2 separate regions of the Homo sapiens genome follow, and region 2 is linked to region 1. A link is a contact called in ENCODE Hi-C data. All regions are on one chromosome and are shown on one strand. Each heading gives the region's core, a stretch centred on a gene start or an enhancer-like site at or near the end of the contact. The rest is flanking DNA. Distances are from core to core; before and after follow the strand shown.

Region 1 (3,777 bases), core at 601-3,100:
GCCTAGGAGAAGGAACTGTCCAGTCCTCCCTGTCCACATAGACACCCCCAAACCTGGCACCCTCCTGCTCCTCCCTGATCCTTCCCATTCCTACCCATCTTCTCCTCCAGGGACATGCGAGCTCGAGCTCCCACTCCCATCCCTCCAGACTCCCCTGCCCTCCCCCAAAGTCCTGTTCCTTCCCTCTTCTACAGGAGCCTGCTCACACCCACCCCAACCCTGCCTCAGCCCAGCACCAAGCCCCCTCCCCTCAATCTACTTCCTCTGCACTGATTCTCTGTGCACCTCCACACTCCCCCTGTATCCCCCAGCCCCTAAGGACAGACAGACTCATGGAAGAAGAGACACAGACAGACACACTGTCAGGAGGAGGCACAGAGAGGGACGGGGCAGCAGCAGGGCCAGATCTAGACAGACAGGCAAAGAGGGTCAGAAGGACAGACAAATGACGAAAGAAATGGAGCCCCTCAGATTTCTGCTCGATGAAGAGAGGACAGATAGCCACAGAGATGGACCCACAGACAGGCCAAGAGAGGACAGGTGGGCATTGGGGATGCATACCTCGCCTCACCTCCTGGCCAGGCTGGAGGACATGGTGAGAGACCCCCACCTTGCAGACCCCAGCCCTCCACAGATCCCTTACCTTCAGGAAAGCCTCCACTTCCTCATCCTCTGGCCTCTGGCAGGCGGGTCCAGAGCTGGATGCTTGCTGGCCCAGGCTGGGCAGACAAGCCTCTGCTCCTTCAGGGTCAGTTCCCCCCACGGGCCTGGAGCTCCCGTCTCCTTTGGGCTTGGAACTCTCCTCAGACCTCAGTTCTTGAAGCTGCAGAGCTGCCGGAGGAGTATCAGCGATGCTTGGGGCTGCACTGCTAGGTTCACCCCCTCGACCTGGAGTCCAGCTATGCCAGGTGGGCAGTGCCCATGGCTCCATGGCTCCAGGGTCCCCAGGCCGTGGGAGGGTTGTCAGTTGCTCCATGGTACTGCCAAGGGGCCCCAGAACCCGGGCCGGGGGACATCACCCAGCCAGGTGGGGGGACTGGCGAGGGTCATGCCAGGCCAGCCCCTCTCCCCTCTGAGCTCTTGCTTCACCGACGCTCCATCCAAGGTTGGCTGAGCTCTTCCCCACCCACAAAGGAGGCTGCAGAAGGCGCCAGGGCTGCTGGAGCTGGAGCCAGGGGTATGTGAGCTATGTTTGCTGGTAGCTGTGTGTGTGCGCGAGTATGTGGAGGAGCGAGGGTGTCCCTGTGGGGGTAGGGAGGATGTGCAGAGGCCACCGACAGCTGCGCCTGGGTGAGGGTGCGTGTGTGTGTCTCCAGGTCTGTCCGTGCAGGTCAATGCTGTCTCATGTGTTGGGAAGATGGGTGCCCCCACTTCTGTGTGTTGAGGGGGGTGGTGCTGTGTGTCACTGTCTGCCCATTTCAGAGTTGCCAGTTGTTTGTGTGTGTGTGTGTGGGTGTCTGTATTGCAGGGCTGTGGCAGTATGTGATGCTGTCCCTGGTTGTATCTGAGTGTGTCAGTGTCGTGCAGCTGTGTGCATCGGTGTCGTTGTGTGTCTGTCAGTGTCTGTGGGTCTGGCCGTCTGTCGCAACCCCTCAGCCCGGCCAGAGGCTTCAGGAGCTGCTGGGGGTGATCCCCAGTGGTCCGCTGTGGTCCTTTATCTCCGGCTCTGCTCTCTGCTGCTGCTCTTTCGCTTGCTGGGTGGCTGGGCTGGTCCTAAGGAGGCCTGGGTCGATGGGCTGCTTGCCTCATAGTCTCAGCCCCTGCTGGCCTCTGCTCTGGGGACTGCAGGGGTCCCTTACAGTCCAGGAGCCTCGAGATGGTGGGCTCCGAGGAGGGCTGAGCCTCAGAATTGGGTGGGGGGGTGAGCCGGGAAGAGCCAGCCCTCCCCTCCTCCTCCTCCTCCTCCCCTCCCACCCACCAATAGGAAGTCGGCTGCTGGTTTCCATGGTGATGGCGCTGGACTGGTGGGCTGAACCGGCTGACAGGGTCGGGGACAGAAGGAAGAGCAGGTTTCTCACGGCATGTCAGCCCAGGGCTCCCACATGTGGCCTCCCACCCTCATCTTCACACATTCTCACACCTTCCGGAGTACAGAGGCGAGTGGGGTGCAGATGGTCCTCCCTACATCGGGTGAGACTGATAGAGACAGAACGGGGGAGGGTATGACAGAGATCCAGCCACAGAGAAGGGCAGAACTAGAAAAGATGGGACTTGAGATGAAACAAAGAGAGAGACAGAAACCAAGAGAAAGAAACCGGGAAGACAAGCAAAGAGACAGGTAGAAATAGACGGAGAATTCCTTCTGCTTCCTCCTGGCAGATTGCACTTGGGGGGCAACCTGGCTGTCCCAGGCCACCAGGGAAGCCCACATGGCCTGTTGGGTTGGCTTTGTCCCGAATTGCCTGGAAGTTCATCTTCTGTCTAGCCTTAGATCTTGTTGCTAAATAATTTGGGGGACAAGGACGTGAGAATCCCCTCAGCCAGGAGTCAGTCTATATGCAGTGGCAGGGGTCTAGACAGAGTCCCCAGAGCCAGGGGTGTTGGGAGAAGCCCCGAGAGGCAGCCCCTCTCCACTCTGAACCCGGGACTCATTAGGCAAGCCAGTTTCAGCCAAGGTCGGGGGCCCTCGTGTGGCACCCCCACAGAATAGCAGCGGTGATACTGAACCCTAGAGCCCCTGACTGTGGGCTCCACCCAGGCAAGAGCCAATGGAACTGGAGGTAGGGGGTGCATGGGGAGGAGTGGACATCTTCACTTCCCTAAAGCAGTGTGTAGGTCAACACGCACGCCACTGCATGATGTGTTGCTGTTTAGGTCAGAGTATATATGCATGCCATTATGCGCATGCGTGTGTATAGTATGCATCTATAGAATAGACATTATCTATTTCTGTATATGTGAAGGGGCCATTGTGTGTATATATGTGTGTGCTATTATGTGTCTATGAGTCACATAATAAAACGTAACAAAAACACATTGGGTGTATCTGTATGTATGTTTCTGTGTCATTGCATCTATGTTTGTTTGCCACTGTGTCTATGTGTGTGCTGTTATGTGCATGGGAGGCTATCATTGCATGAGTTTATAAATTACAACACATCATGATATATATAGATATGGATGCTACTATATGGCACAATGTAGTAATTGATTACACAATATATGACATGCTCATATCGTCATGTAAATATGCATAATGACATGGTTTGATTTATATATATATATCACCATGTATCTATGTATTCTATATTTATCATGATATATGAACATGTCTCTATCTATGTATGTGTATGGAGCCACCGTGTTTATTATGCAAATGTCACTGTATGTGTGTGCTCTTCTATGTGTAAGACACGCCCTATGTTTCTATCATTGCATGTGTGTACTACTGAATATGTATGTGCCCTGGGTGTGTGTAATCCCTGTGTGTGTCATGCCAGTCATGTCACATGTGTCTGTGTGTGTGTTACTGGCACACTGAATGGGGCCTCTGTGTGTAAATGCATTTGCATCTCAGTGTGTGCTTTGTATATGAGTGTCTGTGCCCTTGTCTAAGATGCTGTGTATGTGCCACAGTGGATTTTGCCCAATTTTTATATGACCTAGGACCCCCTAGACTTTCTTAGATTAAAACTGGATGTAGGCAGCTTTCAGTTTGGGTATGTAGGGGGGCAGGATAGGGCCAGAGCTAGGGTAGAAGGTGAGAGGATGCCTTACATCCCTGCCCCTTTCTGCAGATGGCCCAGGCCCTTCTCTCCTCCGGCTGTGGCCTGGCCA
Region 2 (3,777 bases), core at 904-3,403, 870 kb before region 1:
AGATAGGGAACAGAACTGCCAGGCCAGTGCTGGCTGAGGGCTTGTTTCTGGTTGAGGGACTTTTTTTTTTTTTTTTTTTTTAAGATGGAGTCTTGCTTTGTCACCCAGATGAGTACAGTGGTGCAGTCTTGGCTCACTGCAACCTCCACCTCCTGGGTTCAAGTGATTCTGCCGCAGCCTCCCGAGTAACTGGGATTATGGGTGTGCACCACCACACCTGGCTAATTTTTGTATTTTTAGTGGAGACGGGGTTTCATTAGGTTGGTCAGGCTGATCTCAAACTCCTGACCTCAAGCAATCTGCCCACCTCAGCCTCCCAAAGTGCTAGGACTACAGGCATGAGCCACCAAGCCTGGCCTGAGGGGCTTCTTGCTTTTGCTTGTGGTCACTTCCCTGCAATGCTGCTGTCTTGATTTTCAGGGCATCTTGTGACAGTGACTGAGGCTTGCTCTCCCTTCTCTTGCTGCCCAGGTGATGAGCACTACAGGCCTTATAACCTGATGATTTGGGGTTGAGCCATATCCCTAGAACTTCCTATGTGGTGAGAAGTCAACAGTATCACGGAACACTTGGTTTTGTGTCTCATTTCAGCCTAGTAGAGGGACAAAGCAAGAAGTTTAATGCCAACATCAGAAGAGCCACTTGAGCAGACACAAGCATTTGCCTGTGTACAGCATATACCTTGTGCCGGGCACGCTTTTCTATTACTTCATTTAACCTATCTATGCCTAGTGTTCCATTATCGGAACGCCAAGCTTGTGGGGAGTTATTTATATCCTACTGCTCAAGGTCATCACCAAGGTCTGATTTTTCACAAAAATTTGCAACCTCCGGCATAAATGGGTTAATTCTCAACACCATCCTCAGGATAGGTACTGTCATCATTCCCACTCTACAGGTGAGGGATTGGGCTATAGTAACTTGTTTGAGATCAAAAAGCCAGGAATTGGCAGAGCCAGGATCCAAACTGCCTGACCCCAGAGCTCATACCTTTATCTTTCTCATCAAAAACCACTGGTTGGATGAGTACCTCTCTGGGAAGAAAGGGCTGCATGACCCTGTGTGCTATTACCCACCTGTTGGCCGCCAAGGCTGATACCTGGCAGGAAGCCCTCATTCACAGGGCAGAAGGCTCAGTGAAATAAACAGGCACCCAAGGGCTAAGTGGAGAGGACTGGCTCGCTCCAGGAGCTCTGTGCAGATCTTGAGCACATTGGCTCAGTATGTTATTGAAATGATGGAGCTCGGGGCGGAGTGATGATTAATAGTGCCTTTGGCAGCCCCCAAAACCACCAGGAACTGTGGATAGTGAGAGGCCCACCATCCGGTGTCACCACAATGGTGCTGGTGTCCAATGAACGTGTGCTTCCATATACTGTTCTGAAGGGCAGTAGTGAGTGGTTCCAGCCCGCCTCATCTTCCCTGTAGCTGCTGAAGGTATGTCTGTCCTCCTTCCTTCCTTCTTTCCTCTCTCTCTCTTTTTCTTTTTCTCTTTCTTTTTTTTTTTTTTTTTGAGATGGATTCTCGCTCTGTCTCCAAGCTGGAGTGCAGTGGCACGATCTTGGCTCACTGCAACCTCCAACTCCCTGGTCCAGGCGATTCTCCTGCCTCAGCCTCCTAAGTAGCTGGGATTACAGGCACCCGCCACCACGCCTGGCAAATTTTTTGTATTTTTAGTAGAGATGGGTTTCACTATGTTGGCCAGCATGGTCTCGATCTCCTGACCTGGTGATCTACCCACCTCGGCCTCCCAAAGTGCTGGGATTGCAGGCGTGTGCCATGGCATGTGTTTTCAAGATCTCCTTTGACCCAGGTCTGTGGCTTTGGTCCTTTGCCATGGACTAGAGTTCTTCATAGGCAAGTAGTCCATGTGGCGCTTGAGCTCTTCACTAGATTAAAGCCAGTAGAGGTAACAGCGCAGCCCCTCTGGCTAGGGAAGAGGGGTGCCGCTAGCATCATTCCATCTGGGGCTTCACCTCATCTTTGCATACCAGCCCTGCCTGCTGCTGCTCCTGTCGCAGGCGTGGAAGACCTGGCTGGAACCCTATTCCTGCCATGACCTTGAGGCTGTTCAGTAACCTCTGAGAGCCTGATTTTCCCACCCACCTTATGAAGTTCTTACAGAGCGCCTAGCTCTCATTCAGGTGCGTGGGAGATGCTCAGTGACTTCGAGTTCCCTCCTCATGCCTCTTCATGTGGCTCTGGGGCTTGTATTAGAGCTTCCCTTTCTTTTAGAGTACAGCCAGCTGTCTATTGCAGCTTGTATATGAAACGGTCTCTCTCTGTGGTAACTTTGCACAAAAGATGGTTTTGTGGTCAGCCTCTGAATAATGCAGTGAAGCCCCTGCCCCCCAACTCACACACAGGGAGCTGTGGTCACAGTCGGACCACTTGGCAGCCATCATAAGACTTGAAATGGGGGGTTTGAAGCCATTGCTTGTGAATTAGCATGTTTTTCTCTCTTTTGCCTTTGTGAAAACCAACTTCCTGTGCAGCCGCTTGTGTTTTAAAACCCTGAAAAAGGGGGGCCAGCTCTCAGCCCTTGTCCACCGCTGGTTCCTAGGACCGTTATGAATTAAAGATTACAGCCGTTAAAAAGAGATCGTCTTTAAACAAGCGCAGTTCTCTCTCCTCATGCCCCCTGAGTGGAGAAGTTTTTGTGTATAGCGAGTCCAAAACAAACAGAGATGTTCTTGAGAGATGTGGGGAGCAGGGGCCGAGACAGCAGGAGAGCGAGGGCAGCAGAGGGACAGTGGGGGAGAGCCGGGGAACTGTAGTTTTGAATTGTTGGCCTCCTGTCTGCATGCTCAGAGAAGCAGGGCCGCGTGGAGTGCCCAGCGGAACCTGCTCATGCTGATTTGCTGCGTCACCTTGGGAAAACGTTGGCTTTGCTCCTCCGCAGCACGCACACAGGCACAGGCACACACACGTTCCCATCCCAGCTGGTGCCCGCGTGTGGGTGTTAGGCACAGACTCTTTGGACAAAGCTCTGGAGATGAATTGGGAAAGAAGTGTGGTAGAAACATCACCAGGAAGCTTTGTGTTACGGGCCTTGTCACTGCATGTGAAGATAGACCAGACGCCCCGCAGAGACAGCCCTCTTGAAACTCTCACCTAAAGGAGATGCTACCAAGGTGAGGGACCTCCGGGCAGCAGAACAAGAACATCGAACAACCACTACGGTTTAACAGGAGCAAGAAACGATCTTTCCGAACTTTCCTCTGTGGATGCAAAGATGTTGAAGAGCAGTTCCTGCCTTTGGCAGGGAACTCGGGGTGCACACGGGGAGACAGACAAGAAGGGATGAGTCCAGGGCACTTGTATGTCTGTACCTTCTCTTAGCCTCATAACATCTCTATGAGGGAGCGAAGAACATCACAGCTTTGGCCGGGCGCAGTGGCTCACGCCTATAATCCCAGCACTTTGGGAGGCCAAGGCGGGTGGATCACGAGATCAGGAGTTCAAGACCAGCCTGGCCAAGATGGTGAAACCCTGTCTCTACTATTAGTGGGGCGTGGTGGCAGGCACCTGTAATCCCAGCTACTCAGGAGGCGGAGGCAGAGAATTGCTTGAACCTGGGAGGCAGAAGTTGCAGTGAGCTGAGATCGCACCACTGCACTCCAGCCTGGGCGACAGAGCGATCGAGACTCCATCTCCAAAAAAAAAAAAGGAACACCACAACTGACTTGCCCTGTGTTGGAGATGGCTGTGCAGATTTAGTCTTGCTCAAGGGCTTTACCAAGGGTTGTGCTCAGGGCACAACTGGGGCTAAATTCC

Evidence for each region. A loop is a pair of places that touch in the nucleus more often than their neighbours do. Pooled maps may share reads with other maps.
Region 2: a loop to region 1 is called in a map with no recorded cell type, with 5 times the contacts of the local background. The contact joins the enhancer-like site here to the promoter of TSPOAP1 in region 1. A Hi-C loop is called at or near these places in 11 of 37 single-sample maps with no recorded cell type and 6 of 50 pooled maps.

What each region holds. Positions count from the first base shown.
Region 1 is chr17:58,326,945-58,330,721 of GRCh38, forward strand. TSPOAP1 (TSPO associated protein 1) reads right to left here and starts at 1,851. Exons shown (of 32, transcript NM_004758.4): 1 at 644-1,851. The coding sequence starts at 976. TSPOAP1-AS1 (TSPOAP1, SUPT4H1 and RNF43 antisense RNA 1) reads left to right here. Exons shown (of 5, transcript NR_038410.1): 2 at 1,106-1,177. RefSeq lists silencers at 234-293, 904-1,013 and enhancers at 694-853, 1,724-1,793, 2,324-2,493, 2,594-2,673.
Region 2 is chr17:57,452,943-57,456,719 of GRCh38, forward strand. All of the region lies in intron 6 of MSI2 (musashi RNA binding protein 2), which reads left to right. Among named protein-coding and RNA genes, the nearest start is that of MSI2-AS1, 150 kb to the right of the region's middle. RefSeq lists an enhancer at 2,493-2,612. Within about 2 kb of position 2,154, at least 11 of the 41 ENCODE cell types and tissues checked have a DNase peak (open chromatin) inside an H3K27ac peak, as active enhancers do.